Linked DNA regions of Homo sapiens: all the other regions are linked to region 3. The links are chromatin loops, found by intact Hi-C in ENCODE. Cell type or tissue: heart right ventricle. All regions are shown on one strand.

Region 1 (8,000 bases), 77 kb after region 3:
GAAAACAAGCTTCACCTCCTCCAGGAAGTGTGCCTTCATCTCCCTATCTCCAGAGAGGTTAGGTGCCCTCCTGGGAGCTCCCAGCCCTCTGCGTTTACTCCAAGCTGATGGCGCTGGGTTGTCATAGGTGTGCCTAGCAACGTCACGAAGGTGTAACTCTAAGCAGGAAGAAAATAAACTTCCTCGTGGCAGATTTTACATGCACCTGGAGGCTTGAGGATGGGAAAATGAAACCATCCCTGTAAACCTCATGCAATTAATCAGAGAACAGAGAGGAGAAATGGAAACAAGCCAGGCTTGCAGCACACCCAGCGCTGATCATGAGGTCAGCTGCCCCCTGATCTGCTTCCTCTTAGTTGTCTGGTGCCTGCTGTTCTAGAATCACGTAGACCTGGTTACAAGATCATAGTTCCCCTTAACTGCACTAGAGATAGCAACTTGAACGTTATGAAACATTAAATGTTACTTTTGAGAAATTCCTTCAGGTCCTGCGTGCCGGTGAAGCGACTGACTCCGCCAGCCTGAAGGACCCCACCAGGAGCTAACTCCCCAAAAATGTCTTTTTCACATCATGATGATTTCATTTCCCTTGCTCTGACCAATGACCCCAATTTTCTAGCCTCTCACCCTCCATAATCCCCTTAAAAGCCCCATCCCAGAATTCCCTGGGGAGATGCATTCGCAGGTCTCCTCCTATCCCCTTGCACAGTGCCCTGTGATCATGAAACTCTCTCTACTGCATCCCTGCTGTCCAGTGTAATAGGGCTGTGACAGGGCAGCAGGCATACAAATCTGCTGTTCCTGTAACAAAAAGCACACCTCTACGTCTAGATGGAGCCACGTCTAGAGCCCTGCAGATCCATGCTAGAGGGGTTCCAGCAGGCTGGAGTACAATGGCGTGATCTCGGCTCACTGCAACCTCTGCCTCCTGGGTTCAAGAGATTCTTCCGCCTCAGCCTCCCGAGTATCTTGAATTACAGGTGCATGCCTCCACGCCCAGCTAATTTTTGTATTTTTAGTAAAGACGGAGTTTCACCATGTTGGCCAAGCTGGTCTTGAACTCCTGACCTGGTGATCCACCCGCCTCGGCCTCCCAAAGTGCTGGGATTACAGGCGTGAACTACCGCGCCTGGCCCTTTTTTTTGTTTTGTTTTGTTTTTTGAGATGGAGTCTCGCTCTGTCGCCCAGGCTGGAGTGCAGTGGCGCGATCTGGGCTCACTGCAAGCTCCGCCTTCCGGGTTCATGCCATTCTCCAGCCTCAGCCTCCCCAGCAGCTGGGACTACAGGTGCCCGCCACCACACCCGGCTAATTTTTGTATTTTTAGTAGAGACGGGGTTTCACCATGTTGGCCAGGCTGGTCTCCAACTCCTGACCTCAGGTGACCCACCCAACCTCGTCGGCCTCCCAAAGTGCTGGGATTACAGGCGTGAGCCACCATGCCCTTCCTCCTTCTCTCATAGGCTTCTTTCTTCCAGCACCTGTAAGATCAAGGCCAGGGAGACCTCCTTCCCTGGCTCCATCTGGGACAATCACAGTGTTTCTGTGGTCCCCTGTGAGGCTACAATTCGCCTCTCAGTTCCTGCATTGCAGAGCAGGTGGAAGCTGAGCAAGCAACACTGATCTTAGCAGAGCCTCATGTATTCAACTAGACATTTACTGAGCTCAGACTGAGTGCCAGGCATTGAGGATACAATATGGCAGGCAAGATTCCTGCCCCGAGAATAATGATAATTAAAATAGCAAGCATTTATTGCACACTGATTATCTTCTAGGCACTGCGCTAAGCATTTTTTTTTTTTTTTGAGACCGGGTCTCACTCTGTCGTCCAGGCTGGAGTGCAGTGGCGCGATCTTAGCTCACCGCAACCTCTGCCTCCTGGGTTCAAGCGATTCTACTGCCTCAGCCTGCTGAGTAGCTGGGATTACAGGCACACACCACCACGCCTAGGTAATTTTTGTATTTTTAGTAGAGACGGGGTTTCACCATTTTAGCTAGGCTGGTCTCGAACTCCTGATCTCGTGATCCACCCACCTCGGCCTCCCAAAGTGCTGGGATTACAGGTGTGAGCTACCGTGCCCGGCCCCAACCTTCTTTTCTTTTTCTTTTTCGAGTGCAGTGGCACGATCATAGCTCACCGCAGCCTCAAACTCCTGACCTCAAGTGATCCTTCCACCTCAGCCTTTCAAAACAGTGGGATTGCAGGTGTGCCTCACCTTATCCAGCCTAGGTGCCATTAATCCCACTGTATAGACGAGTAAACAAACATGCAGACTAAGCTTGTCTAAGAGCACACAGCTAACTAGGGGGCAGAACCAAGCTTTAGACCTGAGAAGCCCTGTTCCAGAGCCTACTCCTTTAACCATTAACTAAACTAAACCAACGGTTGCATGCCAGTGGGGACAAATAATGGTAAAGCAAACAAATAAAAAAGATACTGGCCAGGTGGCTCACGCCTGTAATCCCAGCACTTTGGGAGGCCGAGGCGGGCAGATCACCTGAGGTCAGGAGTTCGAGACCAGCCTGGCCAACGTGGTGAAACCCCGTCTCTACTAAAAATATAAAAATTAGCCGGGCGTGGTGGCACAAGCCTGTAATCCCAGCTACTCAGGAGGCTGAGGCAGGAGAATCACTTGAACCCAGGAGGCGGAGGTTGCAGTGAGCCGAGATCATACCACTGCACTCCAGCCTGGTGACAGAGTGAGACTCTGTCTCAAAACAAAAACAAACAAACCAACAAAAAAAGGATGGAGTCTTGCTCTATTGCCCAAGCTGGCCTTGAACTCCCAGCTTCAAGCAATCCTCCCAGCTTACCCTCCCAGAGCCCTGGAATTACAGGCATGAGCTACCGCACTAGGCCAATCTTTGCTTAATTTAAGATTATTTTCCTCTTTCTCTGATCACCTGGTCTGTTATTATTGGCCCAATCCTGTTTTCATTCAAGTATCCTGTCTTCACTTTCATTTCCTGGGTGTTAAGGAACTCATACATCATCCAAATCTGGGAAAACAAAGGCTAAATTCAATTCCGGCTCAGGCAAGGGAGAAACACAAGCAGAAGTTCAGCTTTTTGTGTTTTTGTTTTTGTTTTCAGACACAGTCTCATTCTGTTGCTGAGGCTGGAGTGCAGTGGCTCGATCTCAGCTCACCACAACCTCTCCCTCCCAGGTTCAAGCGATTCTCCTGCCTCAGCCTCCTGAGTAGCTGGGATTACAGGCACTTGCCACCACACCAGGCTAATTTTTGTATTTTTAGTAGAGATGGGATTTCGCCATGTTGGCCAGGCTGGTCTTGAACTCCTGACCTCAGGTGATCCACCCACTTTGTGGATCTCCCAAAGTGCTGGGACTACAGGCATAAGCCACCACGCTCGGCCTCATTGTGTCTTCTGCCTCAGTACATCCATATTTTGAAATACATATTATTTTATTATAATTTGTTTTTGAGACAGGGTCTCCCTCTGTCACCGGGCACTGTAGCATGTGTCTTTCAAACATTATCTCATTTGATCCTCTCCCCAACTCTAGGAAGAAGATACAATTATTATCATCCTTATTTTACAGAATTGGAAACCAAGGCACAGAGAGGTGAAGGGACTCGCCCAAGGTCACACGGAAAGTGGTGGGTCAGGGGATTGAACTGAGGGCAACTGGCTCCAGACCCTGAACTCTCCAACCCTCTGCCACCCTCCTCCTAGGTGAGGGAGATTACATTACTGGGGACCCTGTTTCAGGATATTAAGGGGTTTTCCAAGATGTTTCTCATAGAAAAAAGAAAAAAAAGGGTGTGGCTCATGCCTGTAATCCCAGCACTTTGGGAGGCCGAGGCAGGCAGATGACTTGAGGTCAGGAGTTCAAGATCAGCCTGTCCAACATGGTGAAACCCCATCTCTACTAAAAATACAAAAATTAGCCAGGCATGGTGGCAGATGTCTATAATCCCAGCTATTCGGGAGGCTGAGCCAGGAGAATTGCTTGAACCTGGGAGGAGGAGGTTGCAGGTTGCAGTGAGCCAAGATCACACCACTGCACTCCAGCCGGGCGACAGAGACTCCATTTCAAAAAAAAAAAAGAAGACAAGCAAGATGTTGAGTGTGACTGGGTGGAAGCCACTGACTTGTCCCTGGCACAAGTGTGCTGATATCCCTTCCCCCTCCTTCCTCACGTCCTGCATCTCAGCGAGAATTGGGGTGCCGGGGTTAGCTGTGTGGCCGTCATCCCAGGCCCAGGTGAAGCCCTCGATCAGGTGAGGCCATGATCCCAACGAGTGTTTTAGCCCAGATCCTGCCTCTTCCCTGCTTTCTGCCGAGAAGCGGGACCTCCTCTATGGAAAATATCCAGCTGGGTGAGCCTGGGAGGGAGGAGGTGAGTTGGGCTGGACTCAGGGACCGACTCTTCCCGTCTCATGACTGTGTTTACTGGGCTGGATTTTGGGAAGGGGCCAGATTGCATCAGACAGGGCCTGATGGGCTGGAGCCAGACTGTGGTCTGAGGAGGAGACACAGCCTTATAAGCTGAGGGAGTGGAGAGGCCCGGGGCCAGGAAAGCAGAGACAGACAAAGCGTTAGGAGAAGAAGAGAGGCAGGGAAGACAAGCCAGGCACGATGGCCACCTTCCCACCAGCAACCAGCGCCCCCCAGCAGCCCCCAGGCCCGGAGGACGAGGACTCCAGCCTGGATGAATCTGACCTCTATAGCCTGGCCCATTCCTACCTCGGTAAGGCCCACTCAGCCATCTCCACGGTCCTTCCTCCTCTCCCGAAATCAGGACCCACCCCTCTTGTTTCCTCTCATTTCCTTTCCTTTCCTCTTCGTTTCTTTCTTTCTTTTTTTTTGAGAGAGTCACTCTGTCACCCAGGCTGGAGTGCAGTAGTGTGATCACAACAACTCAAACAACTCACCGCAGCCTCGAACTCCTGGGCTCAAGTGATCCTCCTGCTTCAGCCTCCTGAGTGGCTGGAACTTCAGGTGTACACCACCTGCAGTGGTGAGATGGGGTCTCACTATGTTTCCCAGGCTGATCCCAAATTCCTGGGCTCAAGCAATTCTCCTGCCTTGGCCTCCCAAAGTGCTGAGATTACAGGAGTGAGCCACCCTGCCCAGCCCACTCACCCTTTTCTAGCCAACCTGTTCCTTGGACCCTCACGTCACCCCTGTCTAATCCCTTATCCCAGGAGTGCTATGTTACTCAGCCTGGGACCTCACACACATCTGGGGTCCCACATTCCACAGAGGGGAAGCAGCAGGCTTCTCCCTGCTCTTCCCATCCCCACAACCCTGAACCCCTGCCTCTCCTCTGACAGGGCCTCTCATCATGCCTATGCCCACTTCACCTCTGACTCCTGCCTTGGTTACAGGAGGTGGAGGCCGGAAAGGTCGCACCAAGAGAGAAGCTGCTGCCAACACCAACCGCCCCAGCCCTGGCGGGCACGAGAGGAAACTGGTGACCAAGCTGCAGAATTCAGAGAGGAAGAAGCGAGGGGCACGGCGCTGAGACAGAGCTGGAGGTAAGGAGTCGGGGGGCCCAGAGAGCTCAAGGTGGTGCTTCTGCCATGAAGGACAGGCCGGAAGGTGTGTGATTGGGTGGGGAGGAGGGATCAGGCAACTGTTGTCTTGATGCAGAATAAAACGAGACATATGTTTGATTGTGAGTTTCCTAGTGGCCAGAGCAAAGTGGGAACACAGAACCTTTCCAATTGAAGGGAAATTTGACTTACAGAGACAGAAATTGAGGATAGAGAGGGTGGGTCCTTCCCTGGAGTCACAAATCAAGTGAGTGGGAGAGGCAGAATTAGAACCCAGATCTCTGTCCCTTTTACCACCTGCTTTTCCTCACCCCCCAGATGAGGCCAGACCATGGACACTACACCCAGCAATAGAGACGGGACTGCGGAGGAAGGAGGACCCAGGACAGGATCCAGGCCGGCTTGCCACACCCCCCACCCCTAGGACTTATTCCCGCTGACTGAGTCTCTGAGGGGCTACCAGGAAAGCGCCTCCAACCCTAGCAAAAGTGCAAGATGGGGAGTGAGAGGCTGGGAATGGAGGGGCAGAGCCAGGAAGATCCCCCAGAAAAGAAAGCTACAGAAGAAACTGGGGCTCCTCCAGGGTGGCAGCAACAATAAATAGACACGCACGGCAGCCACAGCTTGGGTGTGTGTTCATCCTTGTTCTTTGTGTGTTTTTGTTCGGGCATGTGTGTGCTTGCCTGTGCCTGCACATTCATGAGCCTGAGAGAGCATCTTTGATGTGTATTTGTGTTTGGTGTATGTATCTGGGGCAGGGAGTGTTCCTGCTCTTGCAGGGTCTACGCTGTGAATGCAGCTTTTGGTTTGTTTGCTTTTGCTTGCATATATTTTAGTGCATACATTTCTGTGGGCTCCTACGTAGTGGAAAGGAATTTCTTCTGCTTTTTTGCGATACTGCCCATGAAACACGGCCCTCCCCAGCACCTGTTTTTGTTGATTGTGTCCTGTTCATAGACGGGAACGCTACTTATGAGTGCCATCTAAAAGTCAGAGAAAACTGAGATTTAAAATATTAAAAGCCAGGGCCGGGGGCAGTGGCTCACGCCTGTAATCCCAGCACTTTGGGAGGCCGAGGTGGGTGGATCACAAAGTCAGGAGTTCAAGACCAGCCTGACCAACATGGTGAAACCCCATCTCCACTAAAAATACCAAAAATTAGCCAAGCATGGTGGCAGGTGCCTGTAATCCCAGCTGCTCAGGAGGCTGAGGCAGTAGAATCGCTTGAACCCAGGAGGTAGAGGTTGCAGTGAGCCGACATCGTGCCATTGCACTCCAGCCTGGGTGACAGAGGGAGACTCTGTCTCAAAACAAACAAACAAACAAAAACTAAAGTCTGGGAGCAGTGGCTCATGCCTGTAATCACAGCAGTTTAGGAGGCCGAAGTGGGAGGATTACTTGAGCCTAGGAGTTTGAGACCAGCCTGAGCATCATAGTAAGACCCCATCTCTACAATTTTTTTTTTGAGACAGAGTCTCACTCTGTTGCTCAGGTTAGAGTGCAGTGGCACCATCTTGGCTCACTGCAACCTCTGCCTCCCGGGTTCAAGCAATTCTCGTGCCTACGCCCCCTGAGTAGCTGGGATTACAGGTGAGCACCACCACGCCTGGCTAATTTTTGTTTTTTTGTTTTTTTGATACAGAGTCTCACTCTGTTGCTCAGGCTGGAGTGCAGTGGCATGATCGCAGCTCACTGCAACCTCCGCCTCCTGGGTTCAAGCTATTCTCCTGCTTCAGCCTCCTGAGTAGCTGGGACTACAGGCACCTGCCACCATGCCTGGCTAATTTTTGTATTTTTAGTAGAAACAGAGTTTCACCATGTTGGCCAGGATGGTCTCAATCTCTTGACCTCATGATCCACCCACCTTGGCCTCCCAAAGTGCTGGGATTACAGGCGTCAGCCACCACGCCTGGCCAATTTTTGTATTTTTAGTAGAGATGGGGTTTCATCATGTTGGCCAGGCTGGTCTCAAACTCCTGGCCTCAAATGATCTGCCCACCTCAGCCTTCCAGCCTTTGGGAGGCCAAGGAGGGAGGATCGCTTGAGGCCAGGAGTTCGAGACCAGCCTAGGCAACATACCAAGGCCCTGTCTCTACAAAAATTTAAAAATTAGCAAAGCATGGTGGCTCATGCCTGTAGTCCTAGTTGCTCAGAGGCTGAAGTTGGAGGATCCCTTGAACCCAGTTGGAGGCTACAGTAAGCCATGATGGTGCCACTGCACTGCAGCCTGAGCAATAGAGTGAAACCATGTATTGAAAAAGAAAGAAAGAAAGAAAGAGAAAAAGAAGGAAGGAAGGAAAAGAAAGGAAGGAAGAAAGAAAAGAAAGAGAGAAAGGAGAGAAAAAGAAGAAAGAGAGAGAAAGAGAAGAAAGAAAGAAAGAAAGAAAGAAAGAAAGAAAGAAAGAAAGAAAGAAAGGAAGGAAGGAAAGAAAGAAAGAAAGAAGGAAAGAAAGAAAGAAAGAAAGAAAGAAAGAAAGAAA
Region 2 (8,000 bases), 120 kb after region 3:
TCCCCACTTCATGTCTTCTGTCATCTCCAGGCCCTCTCAGCCTTCCAGCCCCCTCGTTTTGGCTGCCTCTAAGGCCCTCCAGGTCCTCCTGGGCTTCCTCCTCTACAATCTTCCCTGTCTTTCCCACCGCCACCACCCCCAGTTCCTCAGCCGCCTGCGCCTCCCGCTCTACAGTGGGGACTGCATCTCCCAGGAGGTAGGAGACAAAGGTGCCGAGGGAATCCTAGGAAAAAAGAGAGAGAGAGGGGAGAGTCATTGAGGAGAGTCCCAGCCCTTTCCCTGGGGGCCCTGGCTGGAGGAGCCCAGGTTAAGGAAGAGGGTACTGGGATCTGAAAGGAGAAGAAGAGGATTTGCAGAAGGAGCCAGAAGGGGCATCGATTAGGGGTACGAGGACGCATGGTTGGAGGTGGGGACTGAAATTCAGAAAATATTAGGCCAGGAGTCTGCCTGAACCTGAGAAAGCAATCTCCAGTTTGAGGAGATCAGAAGGAGGAGGGGAAAGGTGAGGCCCCAGGGGAGGTGCCCGGAAGTGAGGCCCCAGGGAATGGGGTGCAAGTATCTGGCAGCTGTCTGCCCTTCTCACCAGTGCCCCCCTCAAGGCCTGGTGCAGCCCAGGGAGGTATAGCCGGAGGAAGTCCATCCTGTCTGTCTCTGTCTGTGTGTCCAGAAAGCTGATAATGACCGTCCCCACCCACCAAGACAAGCCAACCTTCCCCAGGACCAAAGGCACTTCCTCTTCCCCTGTCTCCCTGATGCGTCCCCACCCCAGGCCCTGCCCACGGCCCCTGATGCCCACAGTAGCCCCCACTGCAGCCCGGGAAATGGGTGTACATCACACAGGGGACTCAGGTGCACATTTGGAAATAAAGGACAAGCAAGAGGCCAGAAAGGACAAAGTGGGAGCAGGAGACCTTAGAACTGGGGAGGGGGAGAGGGAGGGGACATGTGGCAACAGCAGCTCAAGTGACTCAGGTCTCGTATCCGCACCTCAGCCATTTCTGCCTCCCCTACAAGCCACAGCCACTCTGCAAGAGGAAGCTGGGGTTTGTGGTTCCTGTTTTGCCTGGGAAGAAAGAGTAGCAGTGAAGAGGGGGCTGGTGGGAGCTCTGACACATTTCGGCGTCATTAATGCTTCCCCCAGGGGCGGAAGGGGCCGGATTGGTGGCTCTGGGGTGCATCCCCTCACCTATGATTAGGCTTGCAAAAAAGAACTTGGCTAAACTTTATATTGTGGATATCTGTGTCTGCCTCCCACCTTCCTGTGACTTCCTTGATGGCAGATGCCATGTATGAAACGCTGCTGAATTTCTAGAGCCCTGCACGTTAGTAGGATTCCATTTTCCATCAGCTGAGTGACCTGGGAGGCACACTAGAGAGGGCACATTTCTTTTCTTTTCTTTTCTTTTTTTTTTTGAGACAGTCTCACTCTGTCACCCAGGCTGGAGTGTAGTGGCGCAGTCTCAGCTCACTGCAACCTCTGCCTCCTGGGTTCAAGTGATTCTCCTGCCTCAGCCTCCCGAGTAGCTGGGATTACAGGTGCGTGCCACCACACCTGGTTAATTTTTGTATCTTTAGTAGAGACAGGGTTTCACCATGTTAGCCAGGCTGGTTTCGAACTCCTGACCTCAGGTGATCTGCCCACCTTGGCCTCCCAAAGTGCTGGGATGACAGGCATGAGCCACCACACCCAGACGAGAGGGCACATTTCCAACTGCATTCTGAAGGCCTGGTGGTGAGAAAGAGCATATAGAGGTGGCACAGCCCATAGCAGAGATGAGGCCAAGGACAAGAAGAGAATGCAGGATGCCGCTTTCCACCTAGAAGAAGGTAAGGGTATGATTCCTTATTTGGAACTACATAAAGTGACCTTGCTCTACTTCTCTTCCCCATACCCTCCTTCTCCCCTCCCCAGCCCCACTTTCCTATTCCAATTAGGGCAATTCTATGAAATCACAGCATCAGAATCTTAGGCCTTAAAATCATTTAGTCTGGCCAGGTGCAGTGGCTCACGCCTGTAGTCCTAGCACTTTGGGAAGCCAAGGCAGGTGGATTGCTTGAGCTCAGGAGTTTGAGGCCACCCTGGGCAACGTGGCAAAATCCAGTCTCTACAAAAAACACAAAAATTAGCTGGGCACAGTGGTGCGCACCTGCTGTCCCAGCTACTCGGGAGGCTGAGGTGGGAGGATCACCTGAGCCTGGGAGGTCAAGGTTGCAGCAAACCAAGATCCTGCCACTGCACTCCAGCCTGGGCAACAGAGCAAAACCCTGTCAAAAAAAAAAAAAAAATCTGGTCTAAGCACCACCTTTGATGGAGGCAGGAATCCTGCAGCAGCCTGGAGCCAACCCAATGGCTCCCTGCCTCTGGTGCTCTATTTCTTATCACCATACAGGTCTCTAAGGTCACCTTTAGGTCTAACATTGTATGAATGATTGTCAGCAACTTTCCAATTTTTTTCATATACATATATTTTTTTTATTTTATTTTTTACTTTTTCTTTTTTTGAGACAGGATCTCACTCTGTCACCCAGGCTGGAGTGCAGTGGCGTGATCATAGCTCACTGTAGCTTCAACCTCCTGGGCACAAGTGATCCTCCCACCTCAGCTTCCAAGGTACCTGTGACTACAGGAATGCGCCACCATGCCCGGCTAATTTTGTTATATATATATATATATATATTTGTACCTTGGTTTTCTCATCTGTAACACCAGGGGTTGAAGTGCTGTGATATTTTTTGGTTCTAGGATAATTTGGAAATAGGGATCTCTTAACATCTTGGATACTGCCAATAGATCATTCACGAAATCCCTTTAGATGAGTGTTATGTTTACTTAGGTCTCTAAAACAATTTGTAAGGTCAACAGATGGGGATAAGAATGACCTGAAGCTGGTCGTCTTTGTTCGCAACCAGAAACAGTCCTGCCTCAAAAAAAAAAAAAAAAAAAAGGGAGTAGGCAGGTGGCCATATTTGTTTCTGGCAAGTGAGTGCTGAAGGAAAGGAGCTGAAGCCTCCCACAGTCATAACTGGTGCTGGCAGGCTACTGTCTCGGTCTTGGGCGCCACTGATCTAAGGTCACGGCTCTGCTTGCTGCTCCCACCCGCTCCAGTTTAAAACCTGCGGTTCCAGGGTTCTCCAGCCCCTCCCTTTTTCACGCTCCGAAGCCGAGAAGGCCCAAAGCGAAGACAGAGAGGACCCGGAAGTAGGGAAAACCTCTGAGCACGTGATGGGGGAACACGCGGGTGCTGTCACGTGATCCGACAAACGGCCTCTGCATAGTGCAGAACATTCTGCTGCTCTTAAAGGTACAGGCCTCAGGGTCCCTGCTGTAGACGGGGCGGGGGAGAGTACGATGGGTGGGGCGTGGTGGGTCGTAGGGCGCTCGAGATGGAGCCCCCAGCTTCCTTGATGGATCGCGGGGCGCGAGTGCCCTAGACAAGCCGGAGCTGGGACCGGCAATCGGGCGTTGATCCTTGTCACCTGTCGCAGACCCTCATCCCTCCCGTGGGAGCCCCCTTTGGACACTCTATGACCCTGGACCCTCGGGGGACCTGAACTTGATGCGATGGGAGGCTGTGCAGGCTCGCGGCGGCGCTTTTCGGATTCCGAGGGTGAGTATTCCCGCCCACCCTCATGGAACGACCACCTCTGGCTCGCAGCCCACCTGAGGGGAATGAGAGCTGACTCGGCCCCGGGAGGACACGCAAGGAGCGGTCGTGCACCTGAGAGTAGGTGGGGGTCATGCCCTCTTCTCGCTCTCCCAGGGGAGGAGACCGTCCCGGAGCCCCGGCTCCCTCTGTTGGACCATCAGGGCGCGCATTGGAAGAACGCGGTGGGCTTCTGGTGAGTGGCCTGAGACTTCAGCGAGTGACAATGGCATGAGAAGAGGGAAGTGACCGGAGGAAAGGGGGAAGAAAGAGTTAAGCTGCGCAAAGGAGCTGAACCCACAAATATTTACTGAATCCACTGGTTTGCCCCAGGGGCAGCATGTAAAATTTCCAAACTTCACTCCTTATCACCTTCCGGATTTAGCAAGATCCTCATACCTACCACCTGTAGGATTATTTACTTTTTTCTTCCAGCCAATTCAGCCTTAACGTTTTTTAGTGCACATATTTTTAAAAAGAAAACTTTAAATCACGACTCCACTTGGAAAACCAGCGTTTTCCTAGTGAACGTTTAAATAAATGCATCACTACTAAAACTTTTTTATTTTTTTAATTTATTTTATTTTATCTTATTTTTTTTTCTTTTTGAGACAGGGTCTTGCTCTGTTTCCCAGGTTGGAATGCAGTAGTGCAATCACAGCTCCCTGCAGCCTGGAACTCCTGGGCTCAAGTGATTCTCCCACCTCAGCCTCCAAGTAGGTGTGGCTACAGGTGTGCACCACCGCATCTGCCTAATTTTTATATTTTTTTATAGAGATGGGGGTCTCACTATGGGACCTGGGCTGGTCTCAAACTCGTGGCCTCAAGTGATCCTCCTACCTCAACCTTCCAAAGTGCTGAGATTACAAGCATGAGCCACCATGCCGGGCCTGAACCTTTTTTTTTTTTTTTTTTTTTGAGACGGAGTCTCTCTCTGTCCTCCAGGCTGGAGTGCAGTGGCGCAATCTCGGCTCACTGCAAACTCCGCCTCCCAGGTTCACACCATTCTTTTGCCTCAGCCTCCGGAGTAGCTGAGACTACAGGCGCCTGCCACCACGCCCGGCTATTTTTTTGTATTTTTAGTAGAGATGGGGTTTCACCGCGTTATCCAGGATGGTCTCGATCTCCTGACCTCGTGATCCGCCCGCCTCGGCCTCCCAAAGTGCTGGGATTACAGGTGTGAGCCACCGCGCCCAGCTTTTTTTTTTTTTTTTTTTAATTTTATTTTATTTTTGAGACAGAGTCTCACTCTATCACCCAGGCTGGAGAGCAGTGGCACAATCTCGGCTCACTGAAACCTCCACCTCCAAGGTTCAAGCTATTCTCCTGTCTCAGCTCCCCGAGTAGCTGGGATTACAGGTGCGTGCCACCAGACACAGCTAATTTTTTGTATTTTTAGTAAAGACAGGATTTCACCATGTTGGTCAGGCTGGTCTAGAACTCCTGACCTTAGGTGATCCGCTTGCCTCCACTTCCCAAAGTGCTGGGATTACAGGCGTGAGCCACCGTGCCCCGCCCTGACATAGGGGCTTTGGGATCACAGACTTGGATTCACTTCCAGCCTCCAAGGCCTCTCCCAGAAACTCTCTGTGACCACTCTCCTTTTTTTTTTTTTTTTTTGAGATAGAGTCTCGCTCTTGTAGCCCAGGCTGGAGTGCAATGGCACAATCTCGGCTTACTGCAACCTCCGCCTTTCGGGTTCAAGTGGTTCTCCTGCCTCAGCCTCCTGAGTAGCTAGGATTACAGGCATGTGCAACTTCGCCCAGCTAATTTTGTATTTTTTAGTAGAGACGGGGTTTCTCCATATTGCTCAGGCTGGTCTCGAACTCCTGACCTCAGGCGATCCGCCCGCCTCGGCCCCTCAAAGTGCTGGAATTACAGGTGTGAGCCACTGCACTCGGCCTCTTCCTTTTTATTTTTTATTTTTGTGACAGGGTCTTGCTCTGTCACCCAGGCTAGAGTGCAGTGGCATGATCACAGTTCACTGCAGCCTCTGACTCCTGGACTCAAGCAATCCTCCCACCTCAGCCTCCCAAGTAGCTGGGACTACAGTGCAAGCCACCACACCTGGCTAATTTTTAAATTTTTTGTAGAGATGGGGGTCTCACTATCTTGCCCAAGCACCAAAGCCTGTATTTTTGACCCCAACATTGAATGAGGATGGGATCTGGTGATAGAGGGAAAAAAAAGAGGGGGCTGATTGAAGGGCACAGGTAAGGGAAGGTTTGGCACAAAGGCTACAGATGGCTGCAGGATGAGGAGGGAGTTGAGACCTGTCCTGCTCCTTCCAGGCTGCTGGGCCTTTGCAACAACTTCTCTTATGTGGTGATGCTGAGTGCCGCCCACGACATCCTTAGCCACAAGAGGACATCGGGAAACCAGAGCCATGTAAGTGACTCTCTACCACCACCACCATGGTTAGTCCCTGTGGGAAGATGAGGGGGTGGGACAAGGTGGGGTAAAGTTTCCAGTCTCTGGCTGGGCACAGTGGCTCACACCTGTAATCCCAGCAGTTTGGGAGGCTGAGGCGGGCGGATCACTTGAAGTCAGGAGTTCGAGACCAGCCTGGCCAACATGGTGAAACTCCGACTCTACTAAAAATACAAAAACTACCTGGGTGTGGTGGCACACACCTGTAGTCTGAGCTATTCAGGAGGCTGAGGCAGGAGAATTGCTTGAAGCCAGGAGGTGGAAGTTGCAATGAGCCAAGATCACACCACTGCACTCTAGCTTGGGCAACAGAGTGAGACACCATCTCAAAAAAAAGAAAGCTCTTGAATGTGTTATCTAAACAAAGTCCATTTACAGGGCCATCTGTGGCCTGTGGTCTAGTAGTGTGAGACTCATATGGAAACCCCCTCTTCATTGTGCATGCAGAGACGCTGAGGTCCTGAGAAGTCAGTCACTGCTGACCCAAAGCCATCCTTCAAGTGAAGGCAGAGCTGGGACGGGAGCCAGGCTCTGTGTGTCTATCCCTCTGCCTCCAGGGTGAAAGACATGCTTTTCTCCCATTAGGTGGACCCAGGCCCAACGCCGATCCCCCACAACAGCTCATCACGATTTGACTGCAACTCTGTCTCTACGGCTGTGCGTACTCATCTCACCTGGTCCTTGCCTGACCCAGGGCCCCTGGGTCTATAGACCCCACTCCCAGCCCTTCACTACCCAGCTGGGACTGTCATGATTAAAACAGTTGAGACCTGGGCTGGGCGCACTGGCTCACACTTGTAATCCCAGCACTTTGGGAGACCAAGGTGGGAGGATCACTTGAGCCTAGGAGTTTGAGACCAGCCTGGGCAGTATAGTGAGACCCCCATCTTAAAGAAAAAAATTAAAAAATATATATATATAAAATAATTGAGACCTTAATATAATTTCTGAGGCTGAGGCGGATGGATCACTTGAGACCAGGAGTTCAAGACCAGCCTGGCCAACATGGTGAAACCCCATCTGTACTAAAAATACAAAAATTAGCCAGGCATGGTGGTGCACGCCTGTAATCCCAGCTACTCAGGAGGCTGAGGCAGGAGAATCACTTGAACCCAGGAGGTGGAGGTTGTAGTGAGCCAAGATCGAGCCACTACACTCCAGCCTGGGTGGCAGAATGAGACTCACTCTCAAAATATATATATATATAGTTTCTGAGTCCTTTCTGTCTGCACCATATATTAGCTCATTTAAGCCACACAGCAGTCCTGTGAGCTAGGTGCTATGATATTCCCATTTTCCAGATGAGGAAACTGAAGCTCAGAGAGTATAAACTCTTGACACACAACTAAGGAGTGGGAGAGCTGAGACTTGAACCCAGGCGTGCCTGACTCCAGAGCCTGTGTTTGTAGCAGGCCTGTTTGGCCAGCTCCTGCCTCTCCTTGGCCACGTGGTTGGGAGGGTTGTCCCCTGGAAGCTCTGCGGTCTCACTCTATTCTCCTGTCCCAGGCTGTGCTCCTGGCGGACATCCTCCCCACACTCGTCATCAAATTGTTGGCTCCTCTTGGCCTTCACCTGCTGCCCTACAGGTCTGGGTGAGGGTAGTGGGAGGCAGGGTGGGCAGGAGCTGAGAAAGGGGAGGCTGGGATGGCTGAGATGCTGAGAGTAGAGACCGACCTTCCCCCTCCCTTCCCTTCTCACCCCCTCAGCCCCCGGGTTCTCGTCAGTGGGATTTGTGCTGCTGGAAGCTTCGTCCTGGTTGCCTTTTCTCATTCTGTGGGGACCAGCCTGTGTGGTGAGTGTGTGGTTCTGTGTCAGATGGGGAGCCCCGAGGAACCACATCAGAGCATTTGTGGGAAGAGTCTCCCCAGCCTCCCAGAGGAAAGGGATTCATTCTGTCACCCTTAGAAGCCTGCTAGGGCTATCAGC
Region 3 (8,000 bases):
ACATATTTTTGGACCTGAAACAGAAATTCTGGAACACCTATATGGTAAGACAGGCGTTTGAAAATGTTATCAGTATCTTTTTGTGTGTGTATATACACACACACACACACACAATATACAATACAATATATATACATATACAATCAGTAACTTTTTGTGTATATATGTGTATATGTATATATATGTACATAGATCCACAAAAATATATACTTTCTGTGTACATATTTATAAAGATTTAAAATGTTTTAATTGACACATATATGTATGTATTTTCAGAATACATGTGATGATTTGATACATTTGTATAATCATATCAGGATTCTTTGTGTGTGTGTGTGTGTCTATATATATATATGTATATATATATTTTTTAATAAAATTTTTTTTGAGACAGGGTCTCATTCTGTCACCCAGGCTGGAATGCAGTGGCATGGTCATGGCTCACTGCAGCCTGGACCTCCTGAGCTCAAGCGATCCTCCCACCTCATCCTTCTGAGTAGCTGAGACTACAGGCATGTGCCACCACACCCAGCTAATTATTTTTAAATTTTTTGATAGAGACAGAGTCTCACTATGTAGCACAGGCTGGCCTCAAACTCCTGTGCTCCAGTTATTCTCCCACCTCAACATTAAGTACATTTTTATTAAACTATTCCTAAATTAGAGCTCCAGTTTGGTTGGCAGAAGGGTCCAATATTTTGACAGAGAAATCTTAAAGTTATTTTGATAGATGTATGAGGAGAGGCTTTAAGAGTGTCTATACTTCTCATGAATTGGAAAGAAATACTTTCTCTGGGCCGGGCACGGTGGCTCACGCCTCTAATCCCAACACCTGGGAGGCTGAGGCAGGCAGATCACTTGATGTCAGGAGTTTGAAACCAGCCTGGCCAATATGGTGAAACCCTGTCTCTACTAAAAATACAAAAATTAGCTGGGCACGGTGGTGTATGTCTGTAATCCCAGCTACTCAGTAGGCTGAGGCAGGAGAATCACTTGAATCTGAAGACAGGTTGCAGTGAGCCAAGATCTCACCACTGCACTCCAGCCTGGGCAACAGAGCAAGACTCCATCTCAAAAAGAAAAAAAGAAATGAAATAATATCTCTGAATTTTAGTCCATGTTCTCAATGATTTCTGACTTTATTATATTAACTCTTATTAATGATCAGAATTTATTTTGTAAATTTTGCAGCCAAAGGGACAATTTATTTTGTAAATTTGGGATTCTATTTGCAAAATAAGGATGGTAGACTGTGAGTGGCTTAATGGAATCATTCCCACATTCAGAGCCAATGTTTTCAGGTGAGCATTCTGCGGAGTCCTGGTGAAAAGAACTTTAACATCACAAAGGTATTGATAGTGAAGGAGAAGGTTTCCAAGGGTTACTCCAAGGTTCAAAACAAATCAGCGGTTTTACTGTTTGCTCGGCACAAATATATATAGTCCAGTCCAGTGCAAAATTTAGGCCGGGCACGGTGGCTCACGCCTGTAATCCCAACACTTTGGGAGGTGGAGGCGGGTGGATCACAAGGTCGGGAGATCGAGACCATCCTGGCTAACATGGTGAAACCCTGTCTCCACTAAAAATAAAAAAATTAGCAGGGCATGGTGGTACGAGCCTGTAGTTCCAGCTACTTGGGAGGCTGAGGCAGGAGAATCACTTGAACCCGGAAGGCGGAGGTTGCACTAAGCCGATATCACGCCACTGCACTCCAGCCTGGGCGACAGAGCGAGACTCTGTCTCAAAAAAAAAAAAAAAAAAAAAAAAGAGCGGGAAGTAGCCGGCTCACACTTGTAATCCCAGCATTTTGGGAGGCTGAGGCAAGAGGATCGGTAGAGCTCAGCAGTTTCAGACCAGCCTGCGCAACACAGTGAGACCCCATCTCTACAAAAATAAAATAAATTAGCTGGGCATAGTGGCAAGCGTCTGTTGTCCCAGCTGCTCAGGAAGCTGAGATGGGAGGATTGCAAGCCTGGGAGGTCAAGGCTGCAATAAGCTGTGATTGCACCGCTGCACACCAGCCTGAGTGACAGAGTGAGGCCCTGGTTCAAAAAAAAAAAAAAAGAGCAGGAAGTAGAATTGGGAAAGAAAGAAGCTTCAGGCAGGGATTTGTAAATGAACAAAACCGCAGGAATATTTGCATACTGTTTTAAAAAACAGTGGTTACAATGAGTGAGTCTCATCTACCCTCAGGAAAAGAAAGAGGGTATACCAGCAGTCTAAAGCCCAGCCCATTTGGAGATTTTTTGGGAAGATTTCTTGTGATAAGAAATTGTCGGCCGGGCACGACAACTCACACCTGTAATCCCAGCACTTTGGCAGGCGGATCACTAGGTCAAGAGATTGAGACCATCCTGGCCAACTTGGTGAAACCCCGTCACTACTAAAAATACAAAAATTAGCCAGGCATGGTGGCGGGTGCCTGTAATCCCAGCTACTCAGGAGACTGAGGCAGGACAATTGCTGGAACCCGGGAGGCGGAGGTTGCAGTGAGCTGAGATCGTGCCACTGCACTCCAGCCTGGCAACAGAGGGAGACTCCGTCACAAAAAGAAAAAAAAAAAGAAAAGAAAAGAAACTGTCTTCCAGGTGCTGTCCTAGGTGTTAGTGGAAGATACCCAAAAAACCATATAAAACAGAGATTCTGTCCTAAAGGGACTTAGAGTCTAGTGGGATAGATAGATAAATAGACAAGTCATTAACTAGAGTTCGATGAGAAATGCTCTCAGAGCCCATGGGTACTCAGCACAGCGAGGAGGTGTGGGAGTGGGGATCAAGGAAGTCTTGCTGGGGCCAGGCACCAGTGGCTCATGCCTGTAATGCTAGCACTTTGGGAGGCCAAGGTGGGTAGATTGCTTGAGCTCAGGAATTTGAGACCAGCCTGGGCAATATGACGATGAAACCTCATCTCCACAAATACAAAAATGAGCTGGTCATGGTGGCTCACACCTGTAGTCCCAGCTACTCAGGAGGCTGAGGTGGGAGGATCTCCTGAGCCCAGGAGGTCAAGACTGCAGTAAGCTATGATTGTACCACTGCACTCCAGCCTGGGTAACACAGCGAGACCCTGTCTCAAAATAAAAAATAAAAAATAAAAAAAAAGATCTGGAGTTAGGCACATACTGGGGGACAGGTCATTCCAGGGGCAGAAGAGCTGAGTAGAGTTGACAATGTGTAAAGCACCACGGTATGCCCAGAGGGGAGAAACCACAGGCAGTTTGGTGTTCACAGAGTATTTGTTGAGCAACTTGGAATGAGTTTGGATCCTGGAGACTGTTGAACACCCGGAGCTGAGGATCTTGCACTTCACGGTTAGGTAATTGCAGCAGAGGAAACCAGAGTGGGGGGTTATTGTAGCCAAGTTCACATAAGAAATAATGAAGTACGTCGGGTGTGGTGGCTCATGCCTGTAATCCTAACACTTTGGGAGGGTGAGGCGAGAGGATCCCTTGAGGTTAGGAGTTCGAGACCAGCTTGGGCAACATAGCAAGACCCTGTCTGTATTTAAAAAAATAAAACTGGCCTGGCATGGTGGCTCACACCTGTAATCTCACCACTTTGAGAGGCCGAGGTGAGCAGATCACTTGAGGTCAGGAGTTCGAGACCAGCCAGACCAAAATGGTGAAACCCAGTCTCTACTAAAAATACAAAAAATTAGCCAGGCATGGTGGCGCACGCCTGTAATCCCAGCTACTCAAGAGGCTGAGTCAGGAGAATTGTGGGCGGCAAGCCACCCAGGCACCGAGGCAAGAGACAGAGGACACGATCTGTTCCAGTATAATAAAATATAAAACAAGAATAGTTATACCAGATATAGATCTTAGATATGATTATATATGAATATCATTAATCATTAGTTTGTAGCAATTACTTTTTCTTCCAATATTATAATAACCCTCGCTCAATAATCATAGCCTAGGAAAAACCAGGCCATACACAGATAGGAGCTGAAGGGACATAGTGAGGTGTGACCGGAAGACAGGAGTGCGAGCCTTCTGTTATGCCTGGACAGGGCCACCAGAGGGCTCCTTGGTCTAGCGGTGACACCAGCATCTGGGAAGATGCCCGTTACCAGGCGGATCGTGGTCCAGCGTCTCCCTGTGATGCTGTGCTTCAGTGGTCACACTCCTAGTCCACCTTCATGTTTCATCCTGTACACCTGACTCTGCCTTCTAGATAGCAGTGGTAAATTAGTGAAAATACTAATAGTCCCTGATATGCAGAAATAATGGCATAAGCTGTCTTTCTCTTTGTCTCCTCTCCCTCTCTGCCTCGGCTGCCAGGCAGGGAAGGGCCCCCTGTCCAGTGGACACGTGACCCACGTGACCTTACCTATCATTGGAGGTGACTCACATTCTTTACCCTGACCCTTCAGCCTTGTATCCAATAAATAACAGCGCAGCCCGACGTTCGGGGCCACTACCAGTCTCTGCATATTGGTGGTAGTGGTCACCCGGGCCCAACTGCCTGTGTTGCCCAGGCTTCCTGTGTTGGCCGTGCTGTCACCAAGGTCACAGCATCCTGAGAACATGGTTTTCTCCTTGACTAACAAGGCCTCGGGGTCTGTCTCGGGGTTGGCCTTCCACCGGGTCAGCGGGATGATCCGGCGCAAGCTCACGGTGTGTCTCCTGGTGGTAGAGGGGCTTGTGTCAACCTGTGGCCGGGTGGGGATGCTCCTTCCCAGCTGGTAGGCTGCCCCCAGGCTCCATGCCCTGCCCTGGCCTGGACACTCACGCTTTGCCTTCTTCATCAATGTCATCTACCTCATACCTGTGGACAAAAGGAGGAAAATGCAGGATGCAGCCAGGGGCACAGTCCCTGTAGGGGAGTGTGGAGGACAGGGGCAGGGCAAGGACCCGGTGCTCCCTGCACAGCCGGCCCCGCCCACAGCACGCTCTGTGGAGTTTTTCTCCTGCTGTGCAGATGAGAAGCAGAGTGGCAGCCCAGGCAGGTGCAGTGACCAGAGAGCAGCCCTGGGGCTGTTGGAGGAGCCCCTGGGAGCCTCCATCTCCCGAGTGAGCCCAGCAGGACTGTGACCCGTTCGGCCAGGTGTCCTACAGGGGCTGCTGGGCTCAGCTACAGATGGGCGAGACCGCAGCATAGTGGGCGCCCAGCGGGAAGAACCAGGGAGGGACAAAGTGAGTTTGCAGGTGGTGGAGAGGCTCTCTTCTTGATGTCGGTGCTGAACCAGAAGTGTGTTTAAGGAGAATTTCCTAAAATTCAAAGAGTTCCACGGGAGTCGCGGCTAGGCCGGGGCGCTTCTTCAGCATCTACCTGCTCTACGGCCTGAACCCCCGTCATCAGGGCCACGTTTATATGGGGTTCACTGTCAGCCCTGCTTGTCAGGTCCAGCAGCACAATGGGGGCCACACAAAAGGCAGGGCCCAGGCCTGGCGCGGTGGCTCAAGCCTGTAAACCCAACACATTGGGAGGCCAAAGCGGTTGGATCACTTGAGGTCAGGAGTTCGAGACCAGCCTGACCAACATGGTGAAACCCCGTCTGTAATAGAAATACAAAAATTAGTCGGGCATGGTGGCACGTGCCTGTAATTACAGCTACTCAAAAGGCTGAGGCGGGAGAATTGCTTGAAAGATGGGGCAGGGGGCAGCGGCAGAGGTTGCAGTGAGCCAAATCGGGCCATTGCACTCCTGGTGAGACCGGAAGGGTCTCTGTGCCAGGAGGAAGGCTTCCTGGAGGAGGCGGACCCCGCTGGGCACAAGCCTGATGAGAGGGAAGGGCATGCCTGTGACATGGGTGGGGAGTCCAGGGTGGGGACGGGACTGTCACAGAGGAGGAGCATGACGGGGAGACAGTGCCCTGGGAATCTTGGCGGTGGAACTCCGGGGAGGAGCTGGCTGGGGCGGAGGTGATGATCCAGGATGCGGGCCAGCGTAGGGGTCTTGGTGGGCATGCTGGGGTCGGATGGAGCGCAGGAGAGAGAAGAGGGGGGACAGGTGGGTACCTGGGCTGGAGGCGCGGCCTGAGGTGGGCAGGTGCAGGGGGCGTGACTTCATTTAGGGGCAGGGCCTGGGGCTAGGCTGAAGCCGGCAGTGAGGACCCCGCTCTCGGGTGGAATTGGAGGGGACCCGCGGTTGGGCGCGGCAGGGCTCACAGGGACACCCCCGTTCTCCTCCCCAGGGAGAAAGTGCTCGTCGTGCACGGCTTCCCGCCCGCCGTGGCAACCCTTCGGGTAAGGAAGGAGACCAGGCGGCGGCAGGCGGGCAAGGGCTTGGGGTCCGCCCCCCTGCCTGGAGCCGCCCTAACTCCTCCGTATCCTGCCGCTGTTGGAGTGGGCCTGGAACCCCCTCCATAGGCGCGCCTCCTACTCCCGCTGCACCCCGACCTCCGCCGGGACCTCTATGCGCCGCGCCGCACGGGCGATGGCCTTCGGGCCTCCCCGGCCCCAGGGCACCGCGCAGGTCCCTTTGCTGGCACCAAGCCCGAGCCTGAGCCGGACCCGGGGCCCAAGAGGCCTGTGCGCCCTGCGAGCCCTTGAGCTCCAGGGGAGGTCCGCCCCAGGCAGGGCGGCTCATCCCCCAGACCACTTCGGATCCAGCTGTTTGTTGAGGAGCCAGGAAACGCCCTGACACTTTTGCGGCCCTGTCCCCGTCTCTAAGATGGGGATGATAGTATTTCTGGCCATTCCTGAGCACAGCAGGACCTGCCTTTTCCCTTTGACTGGAAGGTTCTTCTCTACACCTATCTTGATAACCTGCCACCTCCACAGGGAGGTCTTCTCTATCTCCCGATTTAAAATTGCAGCTCTGAGAAGCCGGGCATGGTGGCATATGCCTGTAGTCCCAGCTACGGGGGGAGGCTGAGGTGGGAGGATCGCTTGGTCCCAGGAGTTGGAGGCTGCAGTGAGCTCTGATCGCTCCACTGCACTATAGCCTGGGCAAAAGAGCAAGAAACTGTCTCTAAAAATATAAAATAAAATTGCACCTCTTGTGTACTTCCCCGTCTGCTTCTTTACCTGAATACTTACTATCTCACCGGCTAGGTGCTTTATGACTCTCGTTAGTCTCTCCCACCCCAACCTTTGCACTACATTGCCCGAGGGCAGCTCTTGTCACTGCTGTAGAACAAAGTCCTGCACAGAGACGATAGCCAAGAAATAGTTAATAAAATAATGGAAAACGGGTGCCTTCTACTGAGCACCCGCTAATAGTGAGTGAGTAGAGGACTTGCCCTGGGGACATTCAGTGACCTGCTGGGTGTTGCTGAGCTGTGAGGAAGTTCAGGTCTGGCTGCAGTGGTGAGGCTGTGACTCAATCAATCACTGCTGATGCTCCCAGGACCTGCACCAGCTTAGTCCCAGGGGCAAGGATTTTAAACCCCCACCTCCATTTCCTCATCTGTAAGATGCAAATAACAGTCACCTCTGCCTCACGGGATGGAGCTGTGTAATGCCCGGAACAGTGCCTGCTGCATAGAGGGGTTGCTGCCAGCTGCCTCTCCCTCCTTGTCTCTTACCTGCCTGCTGCCTGGGACAGGATGAAGCGGGGCCCTTGTGTTGCCCCAACCCTGGCTGTTGGCTAAGAGCCCACGTGATCTGCCTGTGAGAGGAGTTCCTTCCGGAAGAACCAGGGCAGCTTCTGCCCCTAGAGGGCCAATGCCCTAGCTGAGTGCAGTCCCCCGGCCCCAGCCTGGTCCAGCTTTGGGAAGAGGGTGCCCAGTTGTGCAATCCAGGCCGGGGCAGCCGTGTCCTGATCTTGGTATTCAGGGCTGAGCCTGGAGGGGGCTTGTGATGCCTGACTCTGTCTCTCTCTCTGGCCCCATGCCTTGGTAGCTGTGAGGCGTCACTGCTTTGGGTGACCTGATCTGGCTGTGATGGATGAGCACGGGGGAAATAGTGGAAGACTCGGAATTAGAAGACGTGAGTGGGCTTTGGCCCCAGCCTCCCTACCCCACTCCCTGTCCTGGGCTGCCTGTGACCAACCTTGTTTCTGCAGGCACACTGGATAGCCCTGCTGGAGCTCAGTGTCCCTAATCCCCTCCAG

Evidence for each region. A loop is a pair of places that touch in the nucleus more often than their neighbours do. Peaks named below come from ENCODE experiments on the same cell type or tissue, not always from the same donor. Only the 100,000 strongest peaks of a DNase experiment are listed, where the experiment ranks them.
Region 1: a loop joins it to region 3, with 5 times the contacts of the local background. A loop is called at or near these places in 5 of 110 quality-filtered maps.
Region 2: a loop joins it to region 3, with 8 times the contacts of the local background. A loop is called at or near these places in 21 of 110 quality-filtered maps.

The regions. Positions count from the first base shown.
Region 1 is chr16:28,535,508-28,543,507 of GRCh38, reverse strand. It overlaps NUPR1 (nuclear protein 1, transcriptional regulator), which reads left to right and starts at 4,534. Exons shown (of 3, transcript NM_012385.3): 1 at 4,534-4,712; 2 at 5,353-5,502; 3 at 5,839-8,000. The coding sequence starts at 4,601. The coding sequence ends at 5,489. RefSeq lists an enhancer at 4,541-5,740. In heart right ventricle, no CTCF peak of the experiment used is centred here; DNase peaks (open chromatin) are centred at 325 and 4,447; H3K4me3 peaks cover 2,748 bases; H3K27ac peaks cover 2,909 bases.
Region 2 is chr16:28,487,322-28,495,321 of GRCh38, reverse strand. It overlaps CLN3 (CLN3 lysosomal/endosomal transmembrane protein, battenin), which reads left to right and starts at 3,248. Exons shown (of 16, transcript NM_001042432.2): 1 at 3,248-3,302; 2 at 3,487-3,608; 3 at 3,762-3,840; 4 at 5,936-6,032; 5 at 6,660-6,731; 6 at 7,581-7,660; 7 at 7,781-7,866. The coding sequence starts at 3,563. It overlaps APOBR (apolipoprotein B receptor), which reads right to left and starts at 679. Exons shown (of 4, transcript NM_018690.4): 1 at 584-679; 2 at 1-223. The coding sequence starts at 640. RefSeq lists enhancers at 3,038-3,237, 2,577-3,366. In heart right ventricle, a CTCF peak has its summit at 3,785 (motif pointing left); DNase peaks (open chromatin) are centred at 1,041, 3,231 and 3,801; H3K4me3 peaks cover 3,065 bases; H3K27ac peaks cover 3,653 bases.
Region 3 is chr16:28,612,107-28,620,106 of GRCh38, reverse strand. It overlaps LOC107984835 (a long non-coding RNA gene), which reads right to left. Exons shown (of 2, transcript XR_007065036.1): 1 at 7,474-8,000; 2 at 1,121-4,769. It overlaps LOC124903674 (a long non-coding RNA gene), which reads left to right and starts at 5,576. Exons shown (of 2, transcript XR_007065047.1): 1 at 5,576-5,903; 2 at 6,139-8,000. It also overlaps a transcript of SULT1A1 not described here. RefSeq lists enhancers at 4,267-4,841, 5,830-6,379, 6,380-6,930, 7,178-7,678. In heart right ventricle, a CTCF peak has its summit at 4,018 (motif pointing right); a DNase peak (open chromatin) is centred at 4,046.